Linked DNA regions of Homo sapiens: region 1 is linked to region 2. A link is an interaction called in ENCODE POLR2A ChIA-PET data of the cell type or tissue named here. Cell type or tissue: PC-3. All regions are shown on one strand. Links, peaks and the distances in the headings refer to the core of each region. The heading gives the core; the rest is flanking DNA. Region 1 overlaps NRXN3 (neurexin 3). Region 2 overlaps NRXN3 (neurexin 3).

Region 1 (10,982 bases), core at 2,092-10,091, 320 kb before region 2:
AATCTGTCACTCACTAGCTCTTAAGTGACTAAACAAGATTATGCAAAAGAGAAAACTGTGGCAATAGGTCTGCAGTTCTGTTAAGCTTCAGAGAGAGTATTATGTTTCCTGTCCCTTTGAACAAAATGACACAGCTGGTGATAAAGCAAGCGTTTTTCTTAAAATTCTCTCATCACCCCCAATTTCCTACTGAATCTAGATATTTCCTTCATTTTTCTTTTCCTTATGATTTCCTGGTGGTCTCTATCTCTAATAGGACTGTCGATCTTTAAAGACCTCATGTCAACACGTTCCTGAAATGAACTGGAACCTCCTAAAGGTTTATCTGTCAACTTAATACTTGTCATCTAAAAAAGTGAGCTTCTTCAACCTGTTTCCCATTTCATCAATCAGTGTGAAGAGAATGAGAGGGAGGACCAAAAACAGCTGACTTACAGCTATTAACAGAGCCTTGCACCAAATAAAAGTTCACAAAGTCACCTGAATAGTTTACCGAACAAGTCTGCCTTGATGGAGTCAGTGAGAGAGAAGGTAGACAATAGAACAAGGTAGTTTAGTCCATTGTGACCAAATGGAGAGATTACTTTGCCTGTGTCTATGGTTACTCAAACTCTATTTGAAAAATGAACACGTTTTCCTCAGTTGCAATTTGGGTGAATCGGTGCCATTGAATAGTATGCCAAGGCTTCTTTTCCATAATCCTGGCTGGTGGCATTAGGCAACTGTCTGGCAGGGCTCTCAGGCCTATAGGCAACCCCTAATTTTCATGCTTTGTAAAAAGCAAAAGCCCCCTTTACTAATTGGGTACTTGTGGAAGAAAACCAGGCACACACCAAGCTATTCTCTTACTTGGTTCCTCTATCACACAAGAGACACACATTTGGGGAGTTACTGACTATGCTCTCAGAAAAAAAGGTGCCTCCATTTTAAAAATTGAAAAAGCATTTTGTTCACTATCCAGAGTCAAGTCCACTTCTCAAACCAAACTCTGTGGCCAGGTAAAGGATCCTACATATGTACAAAGCATTCCTTTTTTTCCAGAAATAGAACAAACTACTCTAGATTCCAAATTTATTCCTTGCAAGCTTATTAAAAACTCTCAAAGTTACAACTAAGGTACTATAGTTAAAAATGCTCCCTAGAACTTCATTCATTTTAAAATGATGCAACTTGTCTGGACAAGTCATGCCAGAGGCAAATAGACAGTCATTTATATGGTAACAATGGCCTTCTCCAACCTTCCATGCCAGGCCATTGTAAAGGAAGCGGCCATGATGCTCAACACATTTTCACAGCATGAATGGATTTCATCACTAGTCTTTCAAATGCTCCAAGTGTGTTGCAGACAGATAAACAAGCTCTGCTTGGAGGAAGTGCCTGAATTTGAAGCTGTAGAGCATATCTTCTCTATTCAGAGTGTGTTGAGTGAAGCAATACATTGTAATGAAATACAGTAAGCAGTGCTTTGGATAGGCAGGCACCTTCATATTAATAAAAAAAAAAGTCATTGGATTCAGTGGCCACGGTAGACTGGATGTATAGATGATGTTGTTACCATAACTCAGTTCTATTCCACTGAAAAGATACTCACTTGCAATCTCTTTCAATGAAGAAGACTTCAGAGAAGTCTGTAATCCCTTAGAACTACACACAGGCACACACACACATTCAGGGACTAGAACTAATCTTTTATGGCAGTGCACACATTGATCATGCGTGGGTAATTAAACAATTCATTTATAACTGATTCAGGTTGCTGCTATTGACCTTGATGGTTACTGGCTCCTGACTCCATAAAATGTGCTATGTCACTTAACAAATCTAAATGGTAATCAGTAGGAATCCTACACAATGCAATCAGCAGAAGTGATGAATTTTTATAAGCAGAGAGTGACCATGCATGGGCAATAACAGAAAACCTGCTGTTCCTCAGTTGATAGAAGGAATACATATGTTCCAACCCAGTACTGGAATGCTGTTAGCAATCAAAACATGACTTAGAAAGCTCTTGTGGTAGAGACAGGTATTCTGAAACAGATTTCCTGAAATTTCCTTTCTGGAGAAAGTGTTATTTCTTTATTATTATCATTATTATTAACATAGTCTTAGTACAAAGCATTTTTCTTTTATTCTAACTGTAAGCACACAAACCCAAACTTTTATTGCAGAATATTAATAATGTAAAAGCCATTTCCTTTTAACATGATGAATCACACTGGTAAATGATTGGCAACTTCAAAATTACATATTGAACAAGTTAATTGATAATAATTATAATGGTGAGGGTGATGGTGAGGAAGAAGGAATGTGTTTTCTCCAAAGTGTGGAATTGTGTAAATTATAAATCGATCAATAGTTGATCTCCACTTCCTCTCCACCATTGTATCTCCAGCACAACATGGAGGAAACATTTCTTTCTTTAAATAATTATTGTATGACTAATTCACTACAGCTAGGCAGATGTAAAAATGCCTAGAATTTGTATGCTGTCTTGAGTCTCTCTCAATCAGGCTGTATGTGCTTGAAGAAGCACAATAAGACACTGAACTACCAAGTGTCATCTCTAAGACTATGAGAGCCTGGAAATGGCTCCCATGACTATTCCAGTCAAATCTATTCCTGTCTCTTTCATTGATAGGATTTGGTACGCAAAAAAAAAAAAAAAGACAATTTTACTTTTTTTTTTTTTTTTTTTTTTGAGATGGAGTCTTCCTCTGTTGCCCAGGCTGGAGTGCAGAGCGTGATCTCGGCTCACTGTAACCTCCACCTCCCGGGTTCAAGCAATTCTCCTGGCTCAGCCTCCCGAGTAGCTGGGATTACAGGTGCCTGCCACCATGCCTGGCTAATTTTTGAATTTTTAGCAGAGATGGGGTTTCACCATGTTTGCCAGGCTAGTCTTGAACTTCTGACCTCAGGTGATCCGCCCACCTCAGCCTCCCAAAGTGCTGGGATTACAGGCGTGAGCCACCATGCCCAGCCATGTCACTTTTTTTCTAGCCAACCTTCCTCCAGTGAACTCATCACTTTACTCACTAAATCTCCATTTTTCACAAAGCCCACTCCCTTTCCTCCCAGGAGCAGTACAGGATCGGAGAATTCACTCTCATATGGGTTGACTCAAAGCTGCAAAAGGACAGCAAAGCCTACTTAATTCCTGATATAGTTTGGAATATTTGTCTCTGCCTGAATCTCTTGTTGAACTGTAATCCCCAAAGCTGGAGGTGGGGCCTGGTGGGAGGTGTTTGGGTCATGAAGGTGGATCTCTTGTGGCTTGGTGCTGTCCTCATGACAGTGAGATCCGGTCATATAAAAGTTTGTGGCGGCCAGGTGCTGTGGCTCACGCCTGTAATCCCAACACTTTAATTGACCAAGGCGGGCAAATCACTTGAGGTCAGGAGTTTGAGACCAGCCTGTCCAACATGGTGAAACCTCGTCTCTACTAAAAATAGAAAAATTAGCCTGGGTGTGGTGGCATGAGCCTGTAATCCCAGCTACTGGGGAGGCTGAGGCAGGAGAATTGCTGGAACCCAGGAGGTGGAAGTTGCAGTGAGCCGAGATCACGACTTTGCACTCCAGCCTGGGCGACAAGAGTGAGAATCCATCTCAAAAAAAAAAAAAAAAAAAAGTTTGTGGCATCTCCACCCCTGCTTGTTCCTGCTCTGGCCATATGACATACCTGTTCCCCCTTCACCTTTTGCCATGATTGTAGTTTCCCCGAGGCTCCCCAGATGCTAGCACCATGCTTCTTATATAGCCTGCAGAACTCTGAGCGAATTAAACGTCTTTTCTTTATAAATTACCCAGTCTCGGGTATTTCTTTATAGCAATGCAAGAATAGCCTAACACACTTCCTTATTTTATACTTTGGACAAAATCCTGTGAGACAGTTGCTGCTCCCAGATAACTCTCTCCCAGAAATGGCTGACTTTTTCTAATGTTCAGAATTTTTTGCAAGCTCTAATGCATTTTTTCTTCCTCTTAGCTGTCACTTATTTCACACTCTTCTGCTCAAATATCATTTTTTTCAGAGAAGGTTTCCTCATCCTTCTCTACATTCCTAGCACCCACCCCTGCCTTGTTACCTGTCCTACCATGGTATGCTCATGGCACCAAGTGCCTTTGCTTCATAGCCTTCATCAACGTTTGTCATCACACATTTATTTGGAGGTCACTTAATTACATGACAGTGTCCCCCACTAGGCCCACAAGGGCCATCTCTGTTCTTGCTTACTCTTGCATCCTCAGTGCTTAGCACACAGTAAATGCTCAATCTGCAGCTAAGTGAAAACACTAATAAAAAGCATTGTCAGACTATTATATCCGTGCTCTCTAAGGAATGAATACTAGATGAAACACAGGTCCTTCCTTGCCATAATTTTAATTCTAAAAATTGAAATCTTCCTCCTGTGCTGAAGCACAGGCTCTATCTTCCCGCTTCTACACCAACACACCTGGCAGGACTTTAAGAAGTTTACTTGCTCTTACTGGTCTGTGACCAGTAAACAAATGGGGAAATAAAATAACGTATCAGGAAGATGCTTCAAAAGTTGGTGAGCTTGACAACTAAATGCAATGTGTGATCTTGGATTGGATCACAGACTGGGAAAAAAATAATCCCAAAGCCCATTATGCAGACGCTGGTGCAATGTGAATATGTACTCTAGGTGAGATTTTGTGTCAAGATTACATTTACTGATTTTGATCACTGTACTCTGATTTTGTAAGAGAAAGTCCTTGTTAGGAAATACACACTGAATTATTTAAAAAAGGAATGATGACTACAACTGAGTTTCAAATGGTTCAGGGGAAATACATATCTACATAAATATGTTTTGTATGCATACTCTCAAATGGCTCATGTGTGCATGTACACTCACACATATAGAGAATGGTAAAGCAAATGTGGCAAATGTTAACAACTGGTGAACCTGAGTAAGGACATAACGAATTCCATATACTATTCTTGCAACTTTTCTCCAACTATAAAGTTATTTGAAAATCCAAGGTTTAAAAAAAAAATCTCAGGTTGGGCACAGCGGCTCATGCCTGTAATCTCAGCACTTTGGGAGGTCAAGGCAGGCAGATCACCTGAGGCCAGGAGTTTGAGACCAGCCTGGCCACTATGGCGAAACCCCTCTACTAAAAATATAAAAACTAGCTGGGCATGGTAGCAGGTGCCTGTAATCTCAGCTACTCAGGAGCCTGAGGCAGGAAAATTGCTTGAACCCAGGAGGCAGAGGTTGCAGTGAGCCGAGATCGCACCACTGCACTCTAGCCTGGATTACAGAGTGAGACTGTCCCCCCACAAAAAAAAAATCTTTGAGGAAGGTATATATATGTGTAATTTGGGGTACATGTGACACATAATCAAGCTAATATTTATGCACATATTTTGACTTTGTGATTAGGTTTTCAGTGTGACATGTGCTGGAGGATCTATAACTACAGTTACTTTTACATCAGAAGAAACAACCATGAAACTTACTAACTGATGCTTTAATACAAGTATATAAAAGTGTAACAATATATATATTTTAAGATCTGGGTTGTGAGTAGTTATGATCATGTCTTCCAGCACCAGCAGGATGGAAAGAAAAGTCTCAGACTATATAACATGAAAATCTATTCAGAGAGTAGTCAGTTTAAGGTAAAATAGCAAAGTCACACACTTTGGGATGTGTTGGACTCTAGAAAAGACAGTTTTATTTACTTATTGAGAAAAGTTAAAGTGAAGCACTTCTTAAATTTCTCACTTCCGTGTATCACATAAGCATTGTGCTCCATGCTGGGGTTGAGGAGAGGAAGACATTGAAGCTTATTCTTTGTGCATCGTTTTAAAACAGGGCTTTTCTCCAATGGGTAAGATCCTACTAGGGTCAACGTGGCTACTCATTAACTCTCCTAGCTTCACTACTTCTGAAATTTTCTTAAATGAAAACAGAATCAGAGTGAAGAGAGTAGAGGAAGAAGTCAGCATGAATGACAACTGATAGGGTGAACACACATTTATCGAGTTCAAGCTAACAAATCAGCATTTGTGCAATGCCTGACTCAGAAAATCCACATATAATTTGAAAATTGGACGGCCGTAAAAAAAAAAAAAAAAAAAAGCACACAAAGAATTATTTCACCAATTGGTCTGACAAAGGAAGTTACGTAATGGCATTTGGCAGAGGATGCAGAACAAAACAGCCTGGTAAACAAATGAAGTCATTAGAAGGGAAGGGATAAGGTTGACTCCAAATGTAGCAAATACAAAATAAAATCAGATTTTTAAATGCTACAAATACAAACGTTTGTTCTTTAGTAGGAGTGCCTGACCTTTTCACAAATTGGGTTATAGGATTGGTAATACCTAAGTACATTATCAGTTTTTCATGTCAATCTTCTGGACTATGCATAGATGTTATCAAATAAGAACATTCTTAGAATAAGAAAGCAAATCTTTATGCATCCGTTATATGTAAATTTATATATTTTACATATGATGATACAGTTTTAACAATTTGAGCAGCTTCTGATAAATTCAAATACTAACAAAACCAAAAGAGTTAAAGAAGTCTCAGAAAACAAAATAGAAATCAAAAAGTCTTCACAAGCTCTTCCATCTCTTAAATATACGTGAGGAAATCACTACTAATGCTGATATTTAGAAGTGGGTGCTTTTATCTTTAAACAACCTTGTTTGAATAGATATGCTCCAGGCATTGCACTTGGACCATTTGTTTTACCAGCTGTTTCTAAAAGTATGTTCATGATGGAAACCTTTTCTGCCTCCTCCAAAATTGCTTTTCTGAGGGCTTTTTCCCCCTTCCACAACGGAAAGGGTAAAGATATGGAAAACAACATCTGCTGAAAGATCTCACAGCTTCAGGGGTGGACTATAGTCGTAAGATGCACGTGGAAAAAAAAACCATCAAAAAACCCTGATAAACTAAATGACTAAAGAGACTGCTGCATTCTCTTGGATTAAAGGTAATCAAATGTTTTAATTCATTAATATAATCTTTGTAGCTGCAGTGACAGATGTTCCCTACATGGAAGAGAGTCTCAATTAATCTGCAGCTGATTTAATTTTCTGGACATCCTATCGAGGGAGAGACAGAAGAGGAAGAGGGAGGTAGAGAGACATGAATGTAAAGTTTTAAATTACTTGTCTGCAACTGCATCTTTTCATCTAACCAGCAGATGTACAGATGAGAACTGTTCAGGCATTAAGTATGTACACAACACCTGAAGCTGGGGTTAAAGGATCAAGCATATTCCCAAGACTCTGGTGAAAGCCACTTCGTGTTCCATCTGTGTTCCTGGGTTCCAAGCAGAAATTTTAAACTTTCTGGTAATGGGTCATTTACAGGATAGCTTGTGCCCACTGCTGCTGCATTACCACCTGGTGTATCCATGGACAATTTGTCACTTGATGAACAGAACTGACCTTATGGAACTAATGTGTTAAGCTATATAGAGCCCTGCATATCATCATCATCATCATCTTTGAATTCCTCCAGCAGCTTTCCTTGCAGGGCCATACATCATAATTCAACCCAGGAAAAAGGATTCACTATTTTTAAAAAATTACGGGTCTGGCGAAGCTTCCGTATCTAAATATTAAAACATTTCCCTTGCTGGTCTCCTAGTATACTCTTCTATATTTTAAGAAATAACAGATATCCCTTCTCTCTGATTACAAATGTAATACATGCTCTGCATCGATTTTTGTTGTTGTTCTGTTTCATTTTTTGAGACAGGGTCTTGCTCTGTTGCCCAGGCTGGAGTGCAGTGGTGTGATCATGGCTCACTGCACCCTTGACCTCCCAGGCTCAAGCAATCCTCCCACCTCAGCATCCCAAGTAGCTGGAACTATAGGCATGCGCCACCATGCCCAATTTCTACATAGATGTTTTGGAGTATGATTATCAAAATATCGGTCACCACCTAGAGATAATCACTGTTAAGTCTGTTATTGATAATACAATTCTTACACCTGATTCAGGACCTTAAGTCTCTGATTTCCAATAAATACTCAGTAAATTTGGCATGAATTTTTATTAGGCTAAATTTAGTGTAATATTTTCAATATTTAGATAATAAATTTCATGAATCAGGAGGTTATTGGTATAGATTACCCAAGAGACAAAAAAGAGGAGAGGGGATGAGGACGTAGATACACATTCAGGAATTGCCTTTGATGTAGATCACATGCCTTATTTTGGCTGGGGACTATAATATTTGACTTTCTCTTGACACAAAGATGGATCATGTTAGCTCAAATGTAGGCTAATTCAGCTTTCCAAAATAGCTCTCTCTCCTTTGTTACAAGGCTTACAGTGAAAAAAATCTAGAGTTAGCACAGAGACTTTTTTATAGGCATGAATTATCTTTCCACACAGTCCTTAGAAGTTTCTGTCTTTCTTTAAGTAGACTTCTAAACTGATCTTGGCCTTCTAGTTATATTTATCCTAGGGTGGCTTTTTTGGTTTTTTTGTTTGTTTGTTTGTTTGTTTGTTTGGAAATCTATTTTGTGCCTTTAATCTATTTTTTTAACTGAAATTAAAAATTACCTTAATGCTTGTTATCTAAGTGACGGATGCTTAAACTAGTAACTTCCTGGGACCTCAATAAAATAGATGGGTCTTAACATCATCATTATTAGTTCACAATAAAACTTTACATGTAAAAAGGCCTTCAGTCTTTGAAATCTACTCAATCTAATGTGGCAACATAGAGAACACTTTAAAACTTTAAAACTCTTGTTTTTTTGCTTTTTCGGATGTTTGTTTTCAATGCCTGAGAAAAAAACTTCAAAGAAAAACTGTAGGGAAGGACTGACATACCATTGCCAACCTTTATTTTGCTGATTAAGAATGCTATACATAGTAACAAAATGCTGCTTTTGTAAAAGACATTGATTTTAGCCATCCAAAAAAACATGATACAGTATCCAAATATAGGGCAGTTCTGTAAGTTTGACTTTGTGCAGACTCACCATATTGTCCTTGCTTTTCTCATTTCACTATGGGTCACTGAAAGCTTTGGCATAGACTGGTACTAGTTTTAAATTCGAGCTTGGGAACCAGTACTCTAGGTTGCTTAATCTGTCCTCTGTGTGGGCAGATAACATGACTGAGAACACATCACTAGAGCATATATTTGAGTCTGTGCCACAGGAGACTTCCAGTCCCCACTAACTGCTTCACAACTTGTCTATAATCTCTTAGTTCCCTTTGTGACTAAAATAATACAGAGTTGTATATTTGAGCCCTAAGTGGGTCAATGATATCGTCTTGTATGGCAACAATGTCCAGTAGAGGGAAGATAATCAATTTCATACTACTTCTGAATTCTCTGTTGGATGTTATCTCAGTTTAAAATAGAAATCTTTGGATATACAATAAAAAAAATCTTAATATATAATATCAATAAAATGGCATGGATTAAAGATTTAGGACACCTGGGATTGAATTACAACTCCAATAAAGACTAGGTCCATGACCTTCAGCAAATCAGTTTATCTTTGTAGGCATCAGTTTTGTCACCTAAACCAAAAGCATTACAATGAACTCTAAAATTCATCAAGCTTATAGTTTGAGGTTATATAAACTCTGGGATTATCAGAGAAAAAAAGACATGCAAAAAAAAAAAAAAAAAGGTCTTAGCTTTAGGGGAATTTGGAAGGGATTGCTGTTTAATTTGATAATGTCACCAAGAGTTTACTAAACCAGAAATTTTACTGAGAGCACATCCTGCCAAATTTATGAAAGGGCTATATTTAAAGGAATTTAAGAAACAAAAGAATAAAAAACACTGTGTGTCTCATTATGCCTTGTTTGACCTTCATGGGGTCTCTTTATTTTAGTGTTTTTAAAATGTTTCATTTGGATGCCTTTAAATGAGGGCATGTTCTCTTCAGTTCAGAGTTCCCATGACTGCAGATTGCATCTGGTCTGGTCTATTTCATCTATTCATGTTATGCAGCTGGCCCCTGGGGACAGAGTGTTTTCCCTTGCTTTATAGGGAAAGCTAGTAATGAGTAAGTGTAAACAAACAAGTAAACAAACCAACTAGCCACATGGTAAAATGAGAGGTTATTGTAAGCAGAAAGGGAGAAAAAAGTCCTTGTCAGGCCATCAATAGTGCCTAATTTACCCTTGTTTTCCTCTTGTTCTTGTTAATCTCTTTGATCTTCAAAGCTTATTAAAACATGCATTCCAATAGGTTATTTTAGAAGATGACCCCGTGCCTCCTGCCCTCAAAGCCTTTCCTAATGCCTCCATCTTTTTTGCCTCCTTGCATCATCTCTTCATTTTGTTTGCTTCCTTTGTAGTTCAGAACCTTACATCTCCAGGCACAAAACCACACCAGGGGGCCCTGCTAATGTAGAAAGCTCATAATGTTATCACTAAGCACCCTGGCCACCCAAAGTTAACCTTATGCTCCCTCTGGGGTTTGGGATACATTAAGATTTAGCTTCATGGTTTGCCCCATGTTTATATATGAGTCTTTCATATTTCTTCTCCATAGATTTCTAATGTGAAAGATGTTAAAGAGAGTAAGCATTAACTTATACTGCATGTTCTCAACAAGTTGGAGCTAAATGATGACTTAGGAACACAAGGAAACGACAGACAATGGAGTCTACTTGAGCAGGGAGGGTGAGAGGATGGAGGGAGCAGAAAAGATAATTTTTTGATACTGGGCTTAATACCTAGATGATCAAATGATATGTACAACAAAACCGCATGATATGTTTACATAGGTAACAAACCTTCACATGTACCCATAAACCTAAAATAAAAGTTAGAAACAAAAACTTCTTAAGGAAAAGCCATTTTTGCAGTAGTACTAAATCTGGCTGGTAGTACTAAATCTGGCTGTGAACCTGTATTCTCATAGCCTGATCTGGTCTAATCTGCTGCCAGGTGGTAGAACACGTTATTCACCTCAGGACATAGGATGCTCCTTCCTGCACCATACTGTATAAT
Region 2 (10,982 bases), core at 1,664-9,663:
CAAGAACTTGTAATTATGCACTGCCATCCACTCTCCTGACAGACTGACATTACAATTTGTATCCAAGCCCATATAGCTACAGAATGTGAAAGTACTATTGAATGAAATTAGTTCATTTGGATCCACTTGTATTAATGGAATGTGTCATTTATATTGTAGAACTGGTTTTGTCTTCTTTTATTCACTGCTGTGTTCAGCCTCCTGTGCTAGGGACAGATTATTCCCTCACTGTACCAGACTGAACAATTGCTCTTCCTGGGAGCTCATGGCAAAGGGTGGTTTAGTGGGTGGTGAAATGTCCTTGGAGTCAGAAAATCTAAATTCCTGTCCTGAATGCACCACCAACTCTTGATAATTTTAGACAGGAGTTCTCTACCTGGATACATAAAACCAACAAATAAAATGTCTGAACACCTACTCCATCAGCCATTACTGCACGAGTCAAGAAACACTGCATATTCCAGGGAAAGCATCAGGTTGCAAAAGATAGCTTTCCAATGTTTGAACACCTGAGAAAAAACACAGTTTATGAATTACTAATGATTCACTGACTTTTCTTCTACATACACCATCCTTATGGGGTTATACCCCAGGTTACCCAGCAAATCCAGGCCTATTTAATTTATTTTAGTTTTTCTACTGTGCTATTTTGGCATCATTCCATGTTAATAATCTATCTGCAAATTCTTACATATTAACATTCCTCTTCCTTTGGCTATGACTTTAAGTTGTTCCATGACATTTCATTAGATCATCACAGACATACCTAAGTCAATAAATATTCTCTCCACCTCTTTTTGGAAAAGTATATAGGTGTTATGCCATACAGAATAGGTTATACAGATGCAATTGCTGATTTGTGGGAGCTTTCATTCTAGAAGAGACGGACTGTGGAGTAAATGGAGGTATAATGGTGGTAATAAAGAATGGAAAGATTGGGGACGACACATATAAACATATTAATTATACCTTCCAAAGTGGTATACATATTCTAGGGTCTACTGCAATCCCACTATTGTGGACTAGCCTTGTTTGTCCAATTTCTCAATCTTAAAATCAATACGTTTCACCATGAACAGCATTGTTACTATTTGAAATAAATGTACATCGTAAGAACCATAAAGAGCAATTTTATTATGTTTTGAATTGAGGCTTCAACATTGATCTGTCACTGAAACTATTATTTTCTATTTCTATATTTTTATCATAAAAGTGTTAAATAACATTGTTTATAGATTACTTATTTTATGCCTGACACAGTGCTGTGAGTTTTATATGTATCATCTCTTCCTAATAGTCATCTGGAGGAGGTCCTACAATTATCTCCATTTTATGGATAAGGAAACAGGAGATTGGACACATTAGGAAATTTTCCCCAAGATGAGGCATAATTTCTCTAAACAGTCAAATTCTAGACTCCACACTCTTACTAACTATTGTTTTTGGTGCTGGTAAGCTACAATTGATACATCTATTTATTATAAGGCCGGGCACAGTGGCTCTCGCCTGTAATTTCAGCCCTTTGGGAGGCCGAGTCAGGCAGATCACCTGAGGTCAGGAGTTCAAGATCAGCCTGACCAACATGGTGAAACCCCATCTCTACTAAAAATACAAAATTAGCCGGGCATGGTGGCACACACCTGTAATCCCAGCTACTTGGGAGGCTGAGACAGGAGAATCACTTGAACCCGGGAGGCAGAGGTTGCAGTGAGCTGAGATCGCACCATTGCACTCCAGCCTGGGCAACAAGAGCAAAACTGTCTCAAACAACAACAAGAACAACAACAAAAAATATTGATTACAAGCTTTTTCCTTAGCTGTTATTTTCCAAACTTGTAGAAAGGTGAATATGTTTGTTTAATAATGTTTTTTAACACTTATTTGTTCTGAGCTTGAAAAGTTCATCCAGTTGAGGCAAGGGGTCTGAAATCAGAGAAAACATAGGATTTGGAGCAGGCACAAACCATAGTCCTCAAATATAGGTTGATTCATTATTGGGTTGATGGAGCAGGTTTAACAACTAAATGGGGACAAGTTTGCAAAGATTGACTAAGAGCGCTCAATGGTCAGACTGAGAGAGATGGGAGGTACTGTTTGGAATTAATTTATTAAACAGTTACCTAATACAAAGAAAATCTAGGCTGAATAGCTTCAAATGAGCATTACTGTTAACAGCAAATAGTTGGTCCTCTGACAGCATTAGATAGCTGGTGGTAAGGGAATTGCTTAGAGACGCAATGCTTCTGCACCTAGAACATGGGGATCACGGAGTAACAGCTTAGAGACTCAAGCATGTCTGGGAGCTAATTCCCCTCTTGTCCTTCCCTTGGCTCTCTCAGATCCTGACATGAATGGCAGAGATGTTCCTGGGCCTTTGTTTATATCTCCAGCAGCTGTTCCTATAGTGCTTTCCTTAGAGACGTGCTGGGGAGCTAAAGCTTGAATATAATTTTCACATCATATCTCTGCACACTTTTTCCACTTGCTATCTTTCCAGTGAAACTGATCAGACTGCCAAGGGAGGTAAAGTGATCAATGGCTATTACTGCAGTAGAGCTGGGTCCGTTTTTCCTGTTTGTCCCTGTCTTTTTGGTCTTTTTCCTATTTCTTCCTCTTTAACAGAATCATTAAGAATTCTTCCAAAACCTAGAACTCCATGCCCTTAACGTTGTTAACATTCTTTTGTGATCAACTCAAGATTGAGTGCATCAGACACTACAGAGTCTCTTGCTCAACAGCTGGGGTCTCACTGGGGAGCCTGTGATGGGAATACAGATGAGGCAGGGACAGCCCTCTCCCTGCTTGAGCTGGGAGTTATTTTTAATTACTCGTAGTCTCCACCTCCCATGCCACGCTGCCTTGAGATATGACTAAGCTGGAACAGCACTTATTTCTCAAAAGGCTTCAGTGATACATTGGCAGAAAGCTGTTTGAAGAGATTCCTCAGAGATTAATGGTAGACTGCTTTAGGCAGAGTCAAGGCATTGGAGAAACAGACTTCTGGGTATTTCAAAGATGGAAGTGTCTCTAAATCTACCCTCCTGGGTAGTTCTAGATAGTTAACGCCAGCCCCAAAATCACTTCGTTTATTTCTCTCATTACTAATGTCAACTTCTTCTGGCCACATCTGTCTTCCTATCTGGCCTCAGTTTCTCAGTTAACGTAAAGAACACACATGTCCTGTCATGCAGGAGTGAGGCAAGGTATTCTGAATCGGTGGGATAGGTGTTTGCTTCTTGTAACCTGGCTGGTAAGTCTTCCCTAACTGTGCTTAATTTTCTATGTCATCCTCTACCCATGCTCTTTTCATGAGCCTATCAATTCCCCTGCTGTTAGCTGTATCCAATTCCTAAATGTGAGTGCTGATCTTTCACATGAGTGCCTGACTCCAATGGCATACAGTGTATCTCCACTTAATTTTTCAGCCATGGCATCAAATTCAACGAATCCCGAGAACCCCTAGATCTTCTTCCTTAAGAAACCTTTTTGACAGTGCTATCACTTAACTTTGATTCTCTTAGACTAAAGCCTCTGCAATTATCTTAGGTAAACGGAAAAGAAGCTCTTGGTTTACAATTATATGCTTTCTAATGGCACGTGTTTTGGTTTGGTCAATGCAACTGGTTTTACAGTTCCCTGAGGACTGTGATGTACATAGGTATTCCCCACATCTGTGAGCACTGCATACTCAGTGACAGGCGGGTTGAGATCTACCCTTGATCCCTGAGCTGACTGCATGAAAGGCCTTAACTATGATCTTCTTTTATTTCTTTTTTGGAGGTTGTTGTTTTTTGGTCTTGTTTTCCAAAACCTTCAGTTCATTGAGTAGCAGAGAAACTCAATATGTGTCCTAACTTTGATTTTTAAAAATACAAAATAATAAAAGTTATTATGTTTCCCTTTTTAAAATTTTATTTTTAGTTGACTTACAATTTTATATATTTACGGAGTATGATGTGATTTTTTATATATGTTGACATTGTGAAATGATTAAATCAAGCTAATTAATACATCTATCACTTCACATATCTTTTTTAGTGGTAAAAACATTTAAATTCTGCTCTTTTCATATATACATATATACACATATATACATATATACACACATATATATATACATACATGCACACACACACACACATATATATAATATATATATATTTTTTTGAGACAGAGCCTTCCTCTATTGGCCAGGCTGTAGAGCAGTGGTGGGATCTTGGCTCACTGCAGCCTCCGCCTCCTGAGTTCAAGCCATTCTCCTGCCTCAGCCTCCCAAGTAGCTGGGACTACAGGCACACGCCATGATGCCTGGCTAATATTTTTGCGTGTGTGTATTTTTAGTAGAGACATGGTTTCACCATATTGGCAAGCTGGTCTCAAACTCCTGATCTCAAGTGATCTGCTCGCTTTGGCCTCCAAAAGTCCTGGGATTACACTCTTTTAGTAATTTTGAAATGCACAAAGCATTATTATTATTATTATTATTTTTGAGACAGAGTCTTGCTCTGTCACCCAGACTTGAGTGCAGTGGCACGATTTTGGCTCACTCCAACTCCGCCTCCCAGGTTCAAGCAAGTCTTGTGCCTCAGCCATCTGACTAGCTGAGATTACAGGTCCGTGCCACCAGAACCGGCTAATTTTTGTATTTTTAGTAGAGACGGGGTTTCACCATGTTGGCCAGGCTGATCTCAAACTCCTGTGATCCTCAAATGATCCACCCGCCTCTGCCTCCCAAAGTGCTGTGATTATAGGCATGAGCCAGCATGCTTGGTTAGCATTATTATTGATTACAGTAACCATATGTGTTTAATTTTGGACTATTTCTTTAGAGAAGGAATTCAGTTTCCTAAAATGTAATCAAGCCAGCACTGGATGTCATGGTCGAAACATTGAACTGAAAATAAAACTGAACCCTGTTTTTCTCCATCCTCTTTGACTAAAATGACAAATAGTCATGAGTATGTTTCTTTAAAAAATCAGTTATTGTTTTAGGCCAGGCGCGGTGGCTCACACCTGTAATCCCAGCACTTTGGAAGGCCGAGGCGGGCGGATCACCTGAGGTCAGGAGTTCAAGACCAGCCTGGCCAACATGGTGAAACCCCATCTCTACTAAAAATACAAAAAAACTAGCCGGGCGTGGTAGCAGGCACCTGTAATCCCAGTTACTTGGGAGGCTGAGGCAGGAGAATCACTTGTACCCGGGAGATGAAGGTTGCAGTGAGCCAAGATCGTGCCACTGCACTCCAACCTGGGCAAGAAGAGCGAGACTCTGTCTTAAAAAAAAAAAAAAAATCAGTTATTGTTTTATAAAGAAAATTCAGTTATAAAAAAGATATCCCCCAATGGCCTTAGGGCTGTAGTCACTGGAAATCACTGGAAGCCGAAAAGTATAAAAGCAATGATGACTATGACAATAGTTATCATTTACTGAAGATACATTAGGCACCAAGTTTAGTGTTAAATATTTCATGTACATTATTTCACTAACTCCCGTTGGCAGCCATATGCATGAGGTATTATTAGCCCCATTTAATAGATTACGAATCTGGACTGTAGAGAGTTTCAGTGATTTGCTCAAGGTCATGCAGTTCATAAGTGACACAGCCCAAAATAGAGCCCAAATAGATATGAGTTCAAATCCAAGGCTCTCAATTACTCCATAAGACACACTGATGACAAAGTATTTGCTCAACCCAATAACCCATACTATGAGAAAGAAGACACAGAAGTCTCTGATGTAGAATCAAGGTGAATGTGCCTGGGCCCAGGCATCCCAGTAGGACATCACAAATCTTGCAAAGAGTCAAAAGAGGTGGTTCATTTTCCACACTATATACTTCTGTCTGCAAGCCTCCCTGCCCATTTTCTTTAGGGAATGAAGGCCAAGGTATAATAGTCAAGTTGAGAATAGCTCTTTATCCCAAAAGAAAGATCTCATCTATAAATTCAACGATGCAGAGTGCCCTTGGGGTATGGTTTGGGCTTTGATTGAGGCAGGGCCAGCAAAGATAATTGAAAAGTGACAGGCAATATGCACCTAGATACCATGTGCTAAGGTCCTGCCTACTCAAGATCTACAGCAACTGGAAATCCCCATTTCTCTATTTCTTTCTCTCTTTCTTCAGCTCCTTCTTTTCCTCTTCCTGGTATTTTATTAATCAGAGACTAGGCATTTGTATTCAAAGAAACAATTTTACCCCAGTTGCTAGACTTTTGCAAGGGGAACACTTCCCAGCTCAATAATTTGTTTTGTTTGTATGTTTGCTACCTTTTATTTTAAAATAATTTTAGACACATAGAAGTTGCAAAATAGTACAGAGAGTTCCTATGTACCTTTCACCAACTTGGTAGTTTTAAGTCATGCCAAATAGTAAAAATCATATGAAACTTAAAGATAGATGAGCTAATCTAGGAATAAGTGCCTTGAAAAGAAAAGCGGCCGATTTCACTGAAGTCTGTTCTATTCTTCTCTTCCTATAGCTCAGTGTCATTTTTCCTTCCAAGTTAGCTTCCGTGTTAAAAGTCCAGGACTATAGGAACGATTATCCTTGTATTTTTAGCTGTTCACAGAGCCAGAAAATATCTTCAGAATTTGGTTTTCCTTTTTAGAAATGTGACTCTGTCTATTAGAGCTGTTATATCTTTCAGTTTGATGCCCTGAACCTTTAATATCTGTGGGACTGCATCATAGATATCCTGGAAGAATTAACCACAAAAAGTCACTTTTGGAGTTTCAAAGAAGAGGTCAGATTAGGCAGGAAAGATCTTTCCATAGTTGATATATAAATAAGCAGCTCTGATTCTCTCATATTTTCACCTCTCAGGAGATCTCACTAGTGGAAGAAGAGGTATGGGTGATGCCCCTCTAAAGCAAATTGAATATGTCAACTAAAATCTCATTCTAGAGCTTTCTTTTAGATTTCTTTCCCCTAGATGAAAGGTTATGGGGTTGTCTTAAAGGACAAATGAAGCTAGAAGGGAAAATGTCAAACAGAAAGACTAAGGAGAAAAAAAAATGAAATTCAATGCTGCCTAAGTTAGATAGAATAGTAGAGGAAAAGGGAGCTAGGAAAGACAAAAATTTAAAATGACAAAGGAGTTTCAAAAATGCCATATAATGAAGGCTTTAGGGTCTTATGAGAATGAACCTTATGAGAATGTACCAGGTTTAAGATGGTCCCATCTTGTTCTGGATCCAATTCTAAAGATGATTGTGTGGGTTAAGGTTGATAACTGTGAAACTTAGCAAATATTGTTCCTGAGCACTGCTGATTTTACTAGCATAATAACCAGCTCTTGGCAATAAGGAACACTTTTCTCTTGAGATCTTTCATAATTCTGTGTAGTTTTGTGTAAAGAGCTATGTTCAGGTAAAGTGGTAGTTCTCTGGAATACCCAGATTTTTTCAGTCATTTACTGTGGTGGACAGGCTCCAGTGATCCTGCTTCTTGGTAGTCATTCTTTTGTAAAATCCCCTCCCCTTGAATGTATATGAGACCTGTAATTTGCTTAACCAATATTACAAAGGTGTTGGGATGTCACTCCTGTAGTTATCTTACATTATATAAGACCATCTGGCTAGATTTGATTTAGTCTCTGTTGCTGGCTTTGAAGAAGCAAGCAACCATGAATTCTTGATTCTTCAAAGAATCATGCTGCCACAAGAAAGTAAAATCTGACAACAACCTGAGCTAGCTTGGAAGCAGACCCTTCCCCTGTTGAGTCTTTAGATGAGAAATACAGTCTTGATCAACGACTGGATTACAGCCTTGCTGGGGACCTAGTCACACTGTGCCTAGACTCCTGACCCACAGAAACTGTGACACAATAAACATATGTTGTTTTATGCCACTAACATTGTGGTCATTTGTTACATAGCAATCAAAAGCTAATACACACATCAAGTGCCTAATCCATCCAGACTTCTATATTTTATGCTGTTGGGCATAGGAAAGTAATATAAAACATAAAACATCTGCATAAAGAGCATTTGCAACCCATTAGTAAAGACCATGTCCAAACTAAAAATGACTTTGATAACTATGTAAGGTAATATATATTAGACATCTAGTTCTCCAGTATAACCATTTCCTCTTATTCCTGGGAATAGTCTAGACTACATTTCTTAGTCACCAATGAAGTTAGGGGTGTCCATGTGGTTAGTGGAATGTGAACTGAATTAATGTGGACTACTTTTAGTCTTAGTCCATAAAATCCTTCCATATGAACTTATTCATGTTCTCTCTGCTTTCAACAATTGGATTTTGATACCAGGAAGCTTTTGGAAGACATGCTGAAGATGGTAGCATCTCTACTGGCCAACTCCCAGAATGACAACCCTAACCCTCACCAACTGGAACCATATTGGACTGTGTATATGAGTGAGATAAACATCTTTTATGTTTGGGGTCTACTGTAACAGCACACGTGGTCTACCCTATTTTTCACACCTTTTTTTTTTTTTTTTGAGATGGAGTTTCACTCTTGTTGCCCAGGCTGGAGAGCAACGGCATGATCTTGGCTCACTGCAACCTTCACCTCCTAAGTTCAAGCGATTCTCCTGCCTCGGCCTCCCCAGTAGCTGGGATTACAGGCATGCACCACCACACCTGGCTAATTTTTGTATTTTTAGTAGAGATGGGCTTTCGCCATGTTGTTCAGGCTGGTCTCAAACTCCTGACCTCAGGTGATCTGCCCACCTGGGCCTCCCAAAGTGCTGGGATTACAAGTGTGAGCCACTGAGCGCAGCCATTTTCACACCTTTCTTTTAATGTTATTTGATATTTCTAAGTGAATTAAATATTATGACTACAAGCAAATCAAAATGATAATAATTTTACTTTATGCTTTTCAAATTTCAAAACTACAGAAAATCCCTAGAGTTGATAAGGGAGAAGTGGGTTTCATACCCTCTTGAGAATTCTTGATTTATAAACCCAAATAAACCATCATTTTCTATTTGAAACACTTTTATTTCATCATGAAATGTCCTAAATGTGTAATGTTTTATATATATATATATATATACATATATATATATAAAAAACTTCATTTTATAATGGAAGTTTATACAAAGAAGTTAAATTATCTATGGACACTATAAAAAGGGCAAAATCAGGGCTAAAATATTACAGTGTCCCAAATCTAACTTGTAGTAATATGAAGTAATGAAATGATGATTCAGTGGTTGGTTTAATCCTGGTAGTCTTTTTGGAAGACGTAAGTTTATAACTTGGAATACTTAAAATTTGCAATAGATAAAATTCTGAAAATTTGGAATAGATAACAGAATATAATTATAATTATATGACGGAACATTAAAATAGATAAAATTTTGTGTTCCAGTCTAAGCAAAGTGAGGACTCCTTTTGGACGATGAAGGAATAACAATCTGTCAGAGAATAACAATCTGTCTCAAAAAAATGTAATGGATAATATTGAGGAGTAAGGAGCATTGAGATGAATGCAACCATTTGTCTTAAGTGCTTAGAGTAGAGGTTTGGTCTTCATCTAATAGGGAAGCCAGTTCAGAATCACTTCAGAGAGGTCATTTAGTAGAAATGTGGTTTGAAACAACTGATTGGTACCTGGTAAGAGTGTACATTATAGTAGGAATATATAGAAGATAGATCCACCAGGACACTGTTGTGGAACTCCAAAACTGAGATGAAAAGATTCCAGGTTAGACTGGTAGCTATGGAAATTGTACCTTGATATTCACAAAGGAAATAAAAATGGAGAAATTACATGCCAAGTGAGAAGACTGCACTGGAAAACAGACATTATCTTTTAAAAGCATTTTCAGATTGGTTGAAAAGAGAGGAGCAAAGGAGAGCACAAGCTCCTTGAGAAGTTTCAGGCACTGGAGAGAGTAAGTGGATTGATTCATCACCTCATTCAGCTAGACTGAATGTGCCATATGTCCCAGAAGGTCTATGAGACACTGGGAATCCAAAAAGGAATAAAACTTTGTTCACCTCTTGAAGTTCTCCCAACTGAGTGGGCTGGAGTGGCAGGAAGCTGTCACAGGGACATCAGTAAAGTACCATAGGGGAACAGAAGGCAGAACATCTGACTTTGCTCATGGGCATCTGGGAAGGCATATCAGAGCACTTGACATTTCTATTAGGTCTTAAAAGACTAATCTAAATGTGTCAGGTAAAGCAGAAAAAAAAGGCATTTCTGGCCAAGGAACAGCATGTGCAGAGGCAGAGAGGTGTGAAAGAGTCTAGTTGGCTCACTTGGTAACGCGGTCCCTGTACGTGAAGGTTAGGATGAGTGGGGGAGAATGGAGAAAGTAGAGTCTGGAGATTTGGATTTGCTTCAAGAAGATCTGTAAATTCTATTTATGCTGTGTCAGTGAGGTTTTAAGATTTGTTTCCAAATGGTGTTATCAATTTACAGGCAAACTGGGATCTATATTATCTTTGGAAACTCGTCTCCCTTCCATGTATATCCCGCAACAAGATATACAAAACAGAAATCAACAAAGGGGAAAAATTAAACTAGATATAATAAAACACAGAGGGAAAAATCAGAGATAGATAAGTAACTATCAAATTTTATAGAAGAAATGTGTGCACTGTTGAGTGATAACCAAATCACTGAAATACTAAAGAACTGTGACTGCAAATAAGCAAACTTAAACAAATGGCCAAGCCACCATAACCCCTGAATGCCACGTCACTTGGCTGGGCAGGCTATTTTATCATTTGTGGATGGGAAAAGAGAAAGGAAGCAGCTTCATTCAGTTTACTTAGCTGCTCCCATCTGATTCATTCTTTGATGCCATAAGCCAGTTACTCTAAATCTGATGGCAAATGAGAAATGAACATGGGAGAGCTTGCAGTGAAAAAAAAAGCCAAGCAAAGAAAGGTGAGAAGGATGTTAGCAGTGTGCAGAAAAGGTCTGAGAACCAGCATGCTATGATAAAGGAGTAGGGAAACAAAGGTCTAGTCCCTTCTTGGGTAAAACATTAGAAA

The links. ChIA-PET counts read pairs that join two places held together with the same protein. Peaks named below come from ENCODE experiments on the same cell type or tissue, not always from the same donor. Only the 100,000 strongest peaks of a DNase experiment are listed, where the experiment ranks them.
Region 1: POLR2A ChIA-PET joins it to region 2 with 6 read pairs; 3 of 35 experiments call an interaction of 5 or more read pairs at or near these places.

The regions. Positions count from the first base shown.
Region 1 is chr14:79,820,335-79,831,316 of GRCh38, reverse strand. The region is part of intron 20 of NRXN3 (neurexin 3); the gene reads right to left. Among named protein-coding and RNA genes, the nearest start is that of NRXN3-AS3, 190 kb to the right of the region's middle. RefSeq lists an enhancer at 9,879-10,645. In PC-3, for the core only: no CTCF peak of the experiment used is centred there; a DNase peak (open chromatin) is centred at 6,146.
Region 2 is chr14:79,502,701-79,513,682 of GRCh38, reverse strand. The region is part of intron 16 of NRXN3 (neurexin 3); the gene reads right to left. Among named protein-coding and RNA genes, the nearest start is that of NRXN3-AS3, 120 kb to the left of the region's middle. In PC-3, for the core only: no CTCF peak of the experiment used is centred there; no DNase peak of the experiment used is centred there.